Linked DNA regions of Homo sapiens: region 1 is linked to region 2. A link is a loop called in an ENCODE intact Hi-C map of the cell type or tissue named here. Cell type or tissue: PC-3. All regions are shown on one strand. Region 1 overlaps CDH9 (cadherin 9). Region 2 overlaps CDH9 (cadherin 9).

Region 1 (5,000 bases), 110 kb before region 2:
CAAGCTCCGCCTTCCAGGTTTCCGCCATTCTCCTGCCTCAGCCTCCCGAGTAGCTGGAACTACAGGCGCCCACCACCATGTCCGGCTAATTTTTTTTTGTATTTTTAGTAGAGACAGGGTTTCACCGTGTTAGCCAGGATGGTCTCGATCTCATGACCTCGTGATCCGCCTGCCTTGGCCTCCCAAAGTGCTAGGACTACAGGCGTGAACCACCACACCCTGCCAGTATTGGCAATTTTTAAATTATTGGGTGAACATACATTAACCTAAATTGTATGATTCTTTTGTTTGAATTGTTTATTAAAGGACATACTATTTAATCTATTGTTTAAGAATTATGCTGAACTTAAGGGATCTATTAAGTAAATGGGTCTGATCATAATTTTAACAATTTAATATAGTACATGAAGATGCTTGCTTAATTTATTTTCTGCTAAATTTTATAAAACAATTATTGCTGAGTCATAGATACTGCTTCAAAGAGAGTATTTGGGCCTTTGGAAAAAAGTTATTTGGTGTCATCTCAGTGGTGGAATGGCTAAAAACTTATATACTTGGTCTCAGGTTTTACCTCACTCCCAGTACATGGAACCAGTTCAGTTGTCTCTGTTTTGTCATTCAACAGGATTTTACAATGCACAACAGAAGTACATGCAAATGATAGTATTCCCTCAGTTTTTCAATAATCGTTATTGTAATCTTTTCACATGGTGTTATGAAAAGAATTTAGGCACTTAAAATACACTCATTTGACATATGATTGCTGCCCAAGAGTAGCCTATATTTCTTGGGTGGGAAGTCCTAAGGCTATAAAGGAGAAATAGAAACCTAGATATAAAAATATGTAAGAATGCATAACAGCATATATATATATTTTATTTTATTTTATTTTATTTTTATTTTTGGAAGCAAATGTCATGCTGGCTTTTAGCCAACAATTGTTTGTCAGAGTATTATCAGAGATAGATCCGATTTGCAAAATAACAATGTAGTAAAATTGAGCATGCAAGTCATACTGAAATTTTTCTTTTAAACCTCTATTTCCAGTTGTGCTAACATGAAACAAAATATTATGTTTCCTACCTATAGGTTTCAACCCTTTCACAATTCCTGATGTGGGCTTTATTGATGTTGGGACCAAATCACTATTATAAGGTTTTTGAGAGAAAAGCAAATAAAGTCATTGGAACAACAAAAATATTTTATTTTCCTTAGCTACACAAATTCTGCTTATGAATAAAAACAAACCTAAAACGTACACAAAGAAAGAGGAAGCAAAAGAACATAATTACATCTGTGCATTGAATGGAGCTCAATTCATAATATTCACCTGTAAATATTTCTCTCTATTGTTGGAAAGGTCAATAGTTAACCATTACCTGCTTATGTCTGAATAGATCTTGGATTTCTTCCTGCTGTTTGCATTGAAGGTCAAAGAGGAAAATAAAATTTCCTTTTGTGCTCATTGCTAGCTGCCCTAGCGTTTAGCCTAGAGATTTTGATGGTATTTCTATAACTGAGGAATAGCTAACAATTGCAACATGATAAAAATCAAGCTTTGATACACTTGTATCTTTTTTCAGGATCAAAATAGATTTGGGTTTCTGGCCACCTTACTCTTAGGTACAACCTTGAAAGACACTGTTTTTCACTTTAAGAATTCATGAAGGCACTCACAGACGATACAGAAATAGCTCACTTTTAACTTTGACAGCGCCAACTTCCAGGTCTATATTCAAATTTTTGTTTCCAGTGCAAGTGATGTCTCACAATTTGTCAAAGCTCAGAGATAATTTTCTTTTATTTAGCAGCCAAACTTCTATTTTCACCCAGAATAGCACATTCAGATTTACTTATTAATAATAAATACATTGGATTACCACAAATGACCAGAAAGAGCCTGATAAACCCTTAACACAGAACAAAGCTATCTCTATGTTCCAGCAGATGGCCTACTATAACAACAATATTTTATTGGTCCCCCTGCATTGAATTTTGAACAATCAGTTTAAAAAGGCCATTGTCATAAGTTTTGTATAAATACTCTCTGCAGAGACAGGATCCAATCATATAGGCATCAAATAACATGTGAAAGAGAGCACAAGGGCTCTCTTCCCACAAAAGCTGAACTCTGCTTTTCATTTTTCTTATTTGCTTTATATTTTTATGTTCTACCATTAAAAGTCAAGCATGTATCATATATCTATATTTTTACCTAGCACAAATAATCTAAACTCAATTATAGACACCAGAATAAATGAGTAATATGCAGAAATATGTCAAGAATGCATTCCTTTTTCTCTGCTGGATTCCATATATTTCTTCCACTGACTAAGTCAATTTAGGTAGGACATAATTTGCTTTTTACTTTTCAGCTACTGCTTTCCAGAAACATGTTTTCATAGCTGTGACCTAGCCATTCATTATCCCTCAAAAATGAATATTGAGTATTAGCTATACAATGACATTATTTATAATTTCATTTGAAAAAATAGTTCAAATCTTTTTTGCAGAGATTAGTGATATTATTGTTAGATTATTATTATTTTACCTTTTGCAATAAAATCAAGCAAATATGAGAGAAGCACCACTATACAGGAATGCACTTACACATTTATTCCAGTTTATTTTGAAGTCATGGACATTTTATTGAGGCATAATTAAATCCCTCACCAGAAAGTTTGTTTTGTTACTTTTCAATTCCACAGCAGTAGAAAGGATCTTTTAAAAATCATTGAACTTTAAATACGTTAAGCATAAAATAGGTGTAAAATGAGGCAACATGTTATTTCAGATCTTGTAAAGCTATAATCAACCCTATAACTTTGGAGATTCGTGATTACTAATGAGGTGAAGCAGAGCTGACAACAGCTGCTAATTGTAACCATAATCTCATGTTGCAAGTGGCAGATGTATTTCAGAAAATATATTTGATGAACAGATTTAATCGTGGATGAGAATTAGTTCCCAATCTTTCCCTGGAAAAATGTTTCTCTGTGATGCTTATCATAGCCTATTTCTGCTCTGAGATCAGTCATCCTTCTAAATTTGATCGTAGCAAACAAAACAGTCCCATGCTACAATGTTGCATTCTTGTTGAATTATTGCTGATTTTTCTTCACACTATAATTGGATATCTAAGGCTTTTTTGCATACATTTTGAATGCTAACAGAAGCCATCCTCTGTGCTATGCTTTCCGGTATGGCCTTGCAAATTGGCAGAATTGGTAGTACCATCTGAAGAATACAATTTGAGATTAATTTCGCTCAATATTTTTCCACTCCTTATAATAATCTTGAGATGCTACAGGTGAAATTATAATTGATTATTTCTAGGACTTGAGTACCCTATACAAAACAAAGATTTCCGGATGACCTTTAAACTGAACTTTTTTAAAGCCATTTTTTTAAACACTGGGAAGCAAGTTTGCAAATTTTACTATCAGTCTTTGAATGAGAAATTTTACTTTTGAAATTATATCCTTGGGAAATTATCAGATACAGGAGAGGTTTTATATACACACATGGAAATTATCAGATATAGGGAGATTTTATATGCACATACACACCAAGTATATGTGTGTATGTAAAGATTGTATATATCTCTAATCTAAATATTTATTTATGATGTATAATATACATGATAGTATATCATTTATACAATAGTATGAAATGAAATGAATTTCATTTCATTATAGAATAGAATGAAATGAAAATTTCATTTCATTATACAATAGAATGAAATGAAAATTTCATTTCATTATACAACAGAATGAAATGAAGGCAGAAATAAATAAGTTATTTGAAACCTATAAGAACAAAGACACATATAACAGAATCTCTGGGACACAGCTAAAGCAGTGTTTAGAGGGAAATTTATAGCACTAAATGCCCACAGGAGAAAGTGGGAAAGAGCTAAACTTGACACCCAAACATCACAATTAAAAGAACTGGAGAAGCAAGAGCAAGCAAATTCAAAAGCTAGCAGAAGACAAGAAATAACTAACATCAGAGCAGAGCTGAAGGAGATAGAGACACAAAAAAACCCTCAAAAAAATCAATGAATTCAGGAGTAGTTTTTTTGAAAAGATTAAGAAATAGGTGGACCACTTGCCAGACTAATAAAGAAGAAAAGAGAGAAGAATCAAATAGACACAATAAAAAATGATAAAGGGAATATCACCAGTGATCCCACAGAAATACAAACTACCATTAGAGAATACTATAAAAACCTCTATGCATATAAACTAAAAAAACTAGAAGAAATTCATAAATTCCTGGACACATACACCCTCCAAAGACTAAACCAGGAAGAAGTTGAATCCCTGAATAGACCAATAACAAATTCTGAAATTCAGGCAGTAATTAATAACCTACCAACAAAAAAAAAGCCCAAGAACAGACGGATTCACAGCCAAATTTTACCAGAGATACATAGAGGAGCTGGTACCATTTCTTCTGAAACTATTCCAAACAATAGAAAAAGAGGGACTCTCCCCAATTCATTTTATGAGGCCAGCATCTTTCTGATAACAAAACATGTCAGAGACACAACAAAAAAAGAAAATTTCAGGCCAATAACCCTGATAAACATTGATGTGAAAATCCTCAGTAATATACTGGCAAACTCAATCCAGCAGCAAATCAAAAAGCTTATCAACCACGATCAAGTTGGCTTCATCCCTGGGATGCAAGACTGGTTCAATATGCATAAATCAATAAAGTAAGCCATCATATAAACAGAGCCAATGACAAAAACCACATGATTATCTCAATAGATGAAGGAAAGGCCTTCAATAAACTTCAACACCCTTTCATGCTATAAACTTTCAATAAACTAGGTATGGAGGGAACGTATCTCAAAATAGTAAGAGTTATTTATGACAAACCCACAGCCAATATCATACTGAATGGGCACAGGCTGGAAACATTCCCTTTGAAAACTGGCACAAGACAAGGATGTCCTCTCTCACCACTCCTATTCATTCAACATAGTATTG
Region 2 (5,000 bases):
TTTTTAAAAATAAAAAATAAAATAAAATTAGTCATATGAAAGAGAGGTTTAGATAAACACATTTATCAAATCATCATTTATTATTAGATTTACCAGAAATTATGTTTACTGTATGATTCATTTTCAGGTCTTCTTCATTTTCCTCAGTGCTACAAAAGGTAAACTCAGAACTGTATACCTGGGCTCACTAGTTCATTAGTCCTGGGTTGGGTTTAGCCAGTGTGAAGCACAGGCAGGAGATCAAGGGTAGGAGGAGAGGAGTTCTATTCTCCTCTATGCAGCACCACTAAGAGTTGGCTGCTTTACAGTGAGCCACAGCTTCTTTCAGATGGTGCTCTGCTAAGATAACAGGATGCTCTCTCTGGAGTAATATCTGCTCCCAACCGGTGTTTCTTCAGGGCCAGGATGTGTAAGAGGCTCATTCTGTTGAGAATTCCTGCTTTAGTAGCATCCCTAGTCAGCTCCCTTAACTGTACCCACATCCTCTGTTAAGTCCTTCCCAATGATTGCATTTGAGTACATCATCTGGTTCCTGAAAATACCTTGACAGAATTAGGGAAAGGTGAATAGATCATGCTGCTCCCATGGAATAAAGTATCATATCATGAAGTCATCAAAAAATCTATGTATTGTTGTCACCCTTTCATCAAATAAATATGAAGTGTCTACTGATTTTCTAGGCATTTTTCTTGGTGGACAGAACAGCAGACTCCTTGAGGAGTTTTCACTCTAGAAACATAGTCTACATACATAACCAGAGAGTTTGTGACACATCCCTGGATAGAATACTGCCCCTAGAAGTCATTTATTGAATAATATTTAATCTACTGAGAAAATGAAAGAAAAACTTTGATTTATATAGCAAGTTTTTAATCAGCAGAGAAAGCTATAAATGAATTTTCAGCCTATGGTTTCATGTCAGCTTCCAGCTTCAGAAATGAACATCAGAGTTTGTCAGATGCAAGCTAATGAGTGTCTTACATGAGCCAGCCTACACAAAGTACTTTTCATTTGAGAAAAAGCACACAGTGTTAAAAATTGTCTATATTTAAAACTGTATTTGATTTGACAGAGCTTCTGTCTTAAGTTAGCTGGAGAAAGCAATAGTTCAGCCCAAACTGTTAGCCAGTTTATGTCTGTGGGTAGGGAGGGGAGGATGGCAATGGGTAGGTGGATGGGGAGGATGTGCATGGCAATATTGAGAAGAGAAATGGGAATTAAACAGCTATATAAGGGCAAATTATAAAATGTATGCAAATTTATAATAACTTATTATAAAAGTAGAGATACCCATGATACATAATATAGTAATCAATTATTCAAGAGTTTATTATGAATTTTTAAGAAAAATCTCAACTTTTCTCCTTCAATGAAACTTTTTGTCAGCCTGGTGACAGAATTATATTTTTAAAGCACAAATAAATATATAAAATATGGACTATTACATAGGAAACAAATTCTATTAAAATAGACCTATGAAATACTTTTTAAAACAGTTATGGTAAAATAATATTTGTGTATCTTAATTAATTCAATAAATAACAAAATCAAGCAGCAGGTCTAATCATTGCCAAAATTTCAAACAAGTAATACACATACAAGGTATTTAGTATAATATTTGTTTTCTACTGATGATAAATTCATGGATATTTCTCATACTGCTGTGAATTGATACCCATAGTCATAATTGAGGAGGACACTAAATTTCAATTAGATATTAGGATGAATATTAATTTTTTTTCAGGTTAAATTTATGGGCTCCATGTTAAACAGACTTAGAACAACTTTCAAAAAAAAAGACACTTACATTTGGATAACTGTGTAATTTTACATAGACGTTATACATGTGGAACAGAAAAACTGAATGAACAGTAAACCTGGAATGAGGAGATACGGATTAATATTCTGAGCTTGTCACTATTTTAATGAGTTTACTGGAATTTATTAACTAGGTTTTATTTTTATTATATCTAGCATGGGAATCATGAGCTGACCTTACAAGGAGATAAGTTGACTAAATAAAACTATGTGTATAAACCGGGCGGGGTGGCTCACGCCTGTAATCCCAGCATTTTGGGAGGCGGGTGGATCACTTGAGGCCTGAAGTTTGAGACCAGCCTGGCCAACATGATGAAACCCCATCTCCACTAAAAATACAAAAATCAGCTGAGTGTGGTGGCGGGTGCCTGTAATACCAGCTACTTGAGAGGCTAAGTCATGATAATCACTTGAACAGGTGAGGCACTGATTACAGTGAGCTGACATTGCACCACTGCACTCCAGCCTGGGCAACGGAGTGAGACCCTCTTTCAAAAAAAAAAAGTATATGTATAGCAAGAACCTAAGAAATAAGTACATCTATAATATAAAATTACAGTCTTTTTCTTTCAAAAATAAATTATTGATTAGGTCACAATATAATCATTTTCTATTACAGGGCAATAAAAACAATGTGCATTTACCCAGAAAACTATAAATGATATTTGAGAGGTTCCTTGTAAACTTACATTTGCCATTTTAAAGACATAAGCACATTCAGTTTATAGTAAGTGTTAATGTGATTGCATGGTAGATGCTGCAGTGCTCCCTGCAGATCTCATTTACCAAGCCAGTCCACAAATATTATGAACTGGACTATGACAGCTCATTGTTTGTAATACCACTATAATTATTTGTTCTACCTCTGCCAAGGCAAGGAAAAATAACTTTGCAATTGAAGTTCAATCTTATAACATCTCCACCCAGAATTGACACTCATGGATTCCAGTAAATTTTCATGAACCAAATAAGGTTACTTTGTCTAACTTCAAAGGCATTAGTGAAGAACCATCTTACCACTCACTTAGAAGATAGAAATATTTGGTAAATAACATGATGATCATGGTGACTCACCCCAAGGTTACCAAATATGAGAATGATTCTTTCTCCCGCAGAAAAATACTCAAGAAAGGCAGCTCACAAGCCATATCCAGGATTGTTATCAAGTTCAAATTGAAGGATTTGATAATTTATACATTGATCCAGTTTGTGTTTGGGTTGGAGGATCGGGGATAGTGAGAGAATGAGGAGGAAAAATAACAAGTTGTAGTTTCTACATCAAGTTTAGAGGAAGCATCACAAGACAAAGAAACCTATGCATTAAAAGATATTGTATCTGCTCTCCCACATGCGATAAACAGTGGTGACACAGAGGTAGTGTAAACACAATAAATGATTTACCTCTAAAAGGAGAAGAAAGAGAAACACATGGCAGCCAATGGAATTTTGTCCTGTTGCCAGCCCCCCTAATCTGGGAGTTGAGAATTAGGCAGAAAAAGTATTCAATTTTTCTGCTAAGAGGGGCTCCCCTATCTACTATTCTGTGGGTCCATTCACCTTCTGGAATACTTTCATTTTCATTAACCTCATTGGCCAGCACCAAAGAAGGCAATGGATACTATATATACACTCCTTGAGAGTCATACAGGTTTCTTAGCCAGCTCATTGGCTATGGAAATTGATGGCCCTGAGGTTATTTCAGCCTCAACAAGACTCAGACTTCCTTTGTCTGGCCTGGTGGTTTCTCTGGCAGGATAACTCTCTTAAAAACGAAATGCCTTATCTATTTGACTCCAGTCAGTTTCATGTGTCAAGAGATATGCCACAGAAATAGCATCTTTTTAAGCATACTTCTTAGAATTTCTATAGTTGTTTTCTTACTCTGGCTCCATAGACTTTGCTGTGTCTATTAAATTATGGGTCCCTTGGCCTTATTGAGCTTTGTTAGGTGAGACACAGCTTTAACGTGAGGCATTTTGTCCAATTAAAAGGATTTACTGGGAACTGAACCCTTGGCGGAGTCCTTAATCTTCCTTATATAATCATTCAGAAGTTTAAAAATAGATGAACAGCCATTCACTTGATATGAGATCTATCCTGTTAACAAATTGTTAAATGCACAGTATATTATTGTTAACTATAAGGACAATATTATACTGCAGCTCTCTAGAATTTTGTTTTTCATTTGAAATAACTGAAACATTACACTCTTTGAACAGCACTTATATCAATGTTTCCCTCCCCTCAGTCACTGGTAACCCCCATTCTACTTTGTGCTGTTATTAGTTTACTTTAGATCCTCACGTAAGTGGAATGATGATGTATTTGTCTTTGTAACAAATGATATTAGCCAGTTACACACAAAGGTGTATCCTTATTTCTATCTTTCATCAAGGAGTGTCAGAGATATTTGTATCTTTCCTGTACCCCAGCAATCCCTCATGTGTGCCTCATCTCCATTACTTTACATCTTGCCAATAATTTGTCAAAAGACTTTCTAAACTTATCCCTTTCTTACAGTACTTTGAAAATACAGCCATAGTGACAAGCACACCCTAGGAATATTCTGTTTTCCCACATTTTGCCCGAAAATCCTACATTGAGTGCAGGATCTGCCTTCCAAGTTATCACAAGTGACAGTTTTACCAAATGTTACACCTTCGAGAAAAATTCATCTTCATCTTTTTAGACTCTAATGAGGCTTTCTTCACTGCTGGATGGCCAGGCCTTAAGCCAATGCTGCAAATTTCATACATACTTTTAAGACAGCATTTCATTTCTGGTAGATATATGTGCACCAGTTGCAGTGGCATGAGTTATTTTGTGGAAACAGACAAATCTCAAAACCACAATGTCTTTAAAAGCAAATGTTTATTCTTGTTTATGCTATATGACCACTGTGGTTTTCCAGGGAGGCTGATAACACTTTATCAACAGGAATCTAAGGAATGGAAAGTTCCATCACCATGTTCCCATAATTGTCAAGAAAAGAGAGGGAACCTGGAAAATCTTATGGCCCTTAAGCTTTCCACAGGTGAGACACATTCACTTGCATTCACATTTCAATGGGCATAAAGAATTCCACGATTATTTCTAAAGTTAGAGGTGGGGGAGAAGTGCAATCAAGACTATTATCTCTCTAAGTGAGGGAAAGCCAGAAATATTTGGTCAACAGTTCTGAT

Evidence for each region. Peaks named below come from ENCODE experiments on the same cell type or tissue, not always from the same donor. Only the 100,000 strongest peaks of a DNase experiment are listed, where the experiment ranks them.
Region 1: a loop joins it to region 2, with 11 times the contacts of the local background. A loop is called at or near these places in 1 of 110 quality-filtered maps.

The regions. Positions count from the first base shown.
Region 1 is chr5:26,892,809-26,897,808 of GRCh38, forward strand. The region is part of intron 7 of CDH9 (cadherin 9); the gene reads right to left. Among named protein-coding and RNA genes, the nearest start is that of CDH9, 140 kb to the right of the region's middle. In PC-3, a CTCF peak has its summit at 1,945; a DNase peak (open chromatin) is centred at 2,173; H3K27ac peaks cover 838 bases.
Region 2 is chr5:27,006,179-27,011,178 of GRCh38, forward strand. All of the region lies in intron 1 of CDH9 (cadherin 9), which reads right to left. Among named protein-coding and RNA genes, the nearest start is that of CDH9, 30 kb to the right of the region's middle. In PC-3, no CTCF peak of the experiment used is centred here; no DNase peak of the experiment used is centred here; H3K4me3 peaks cover 981 bases; H3K27ac peaks cover 1,670 bases.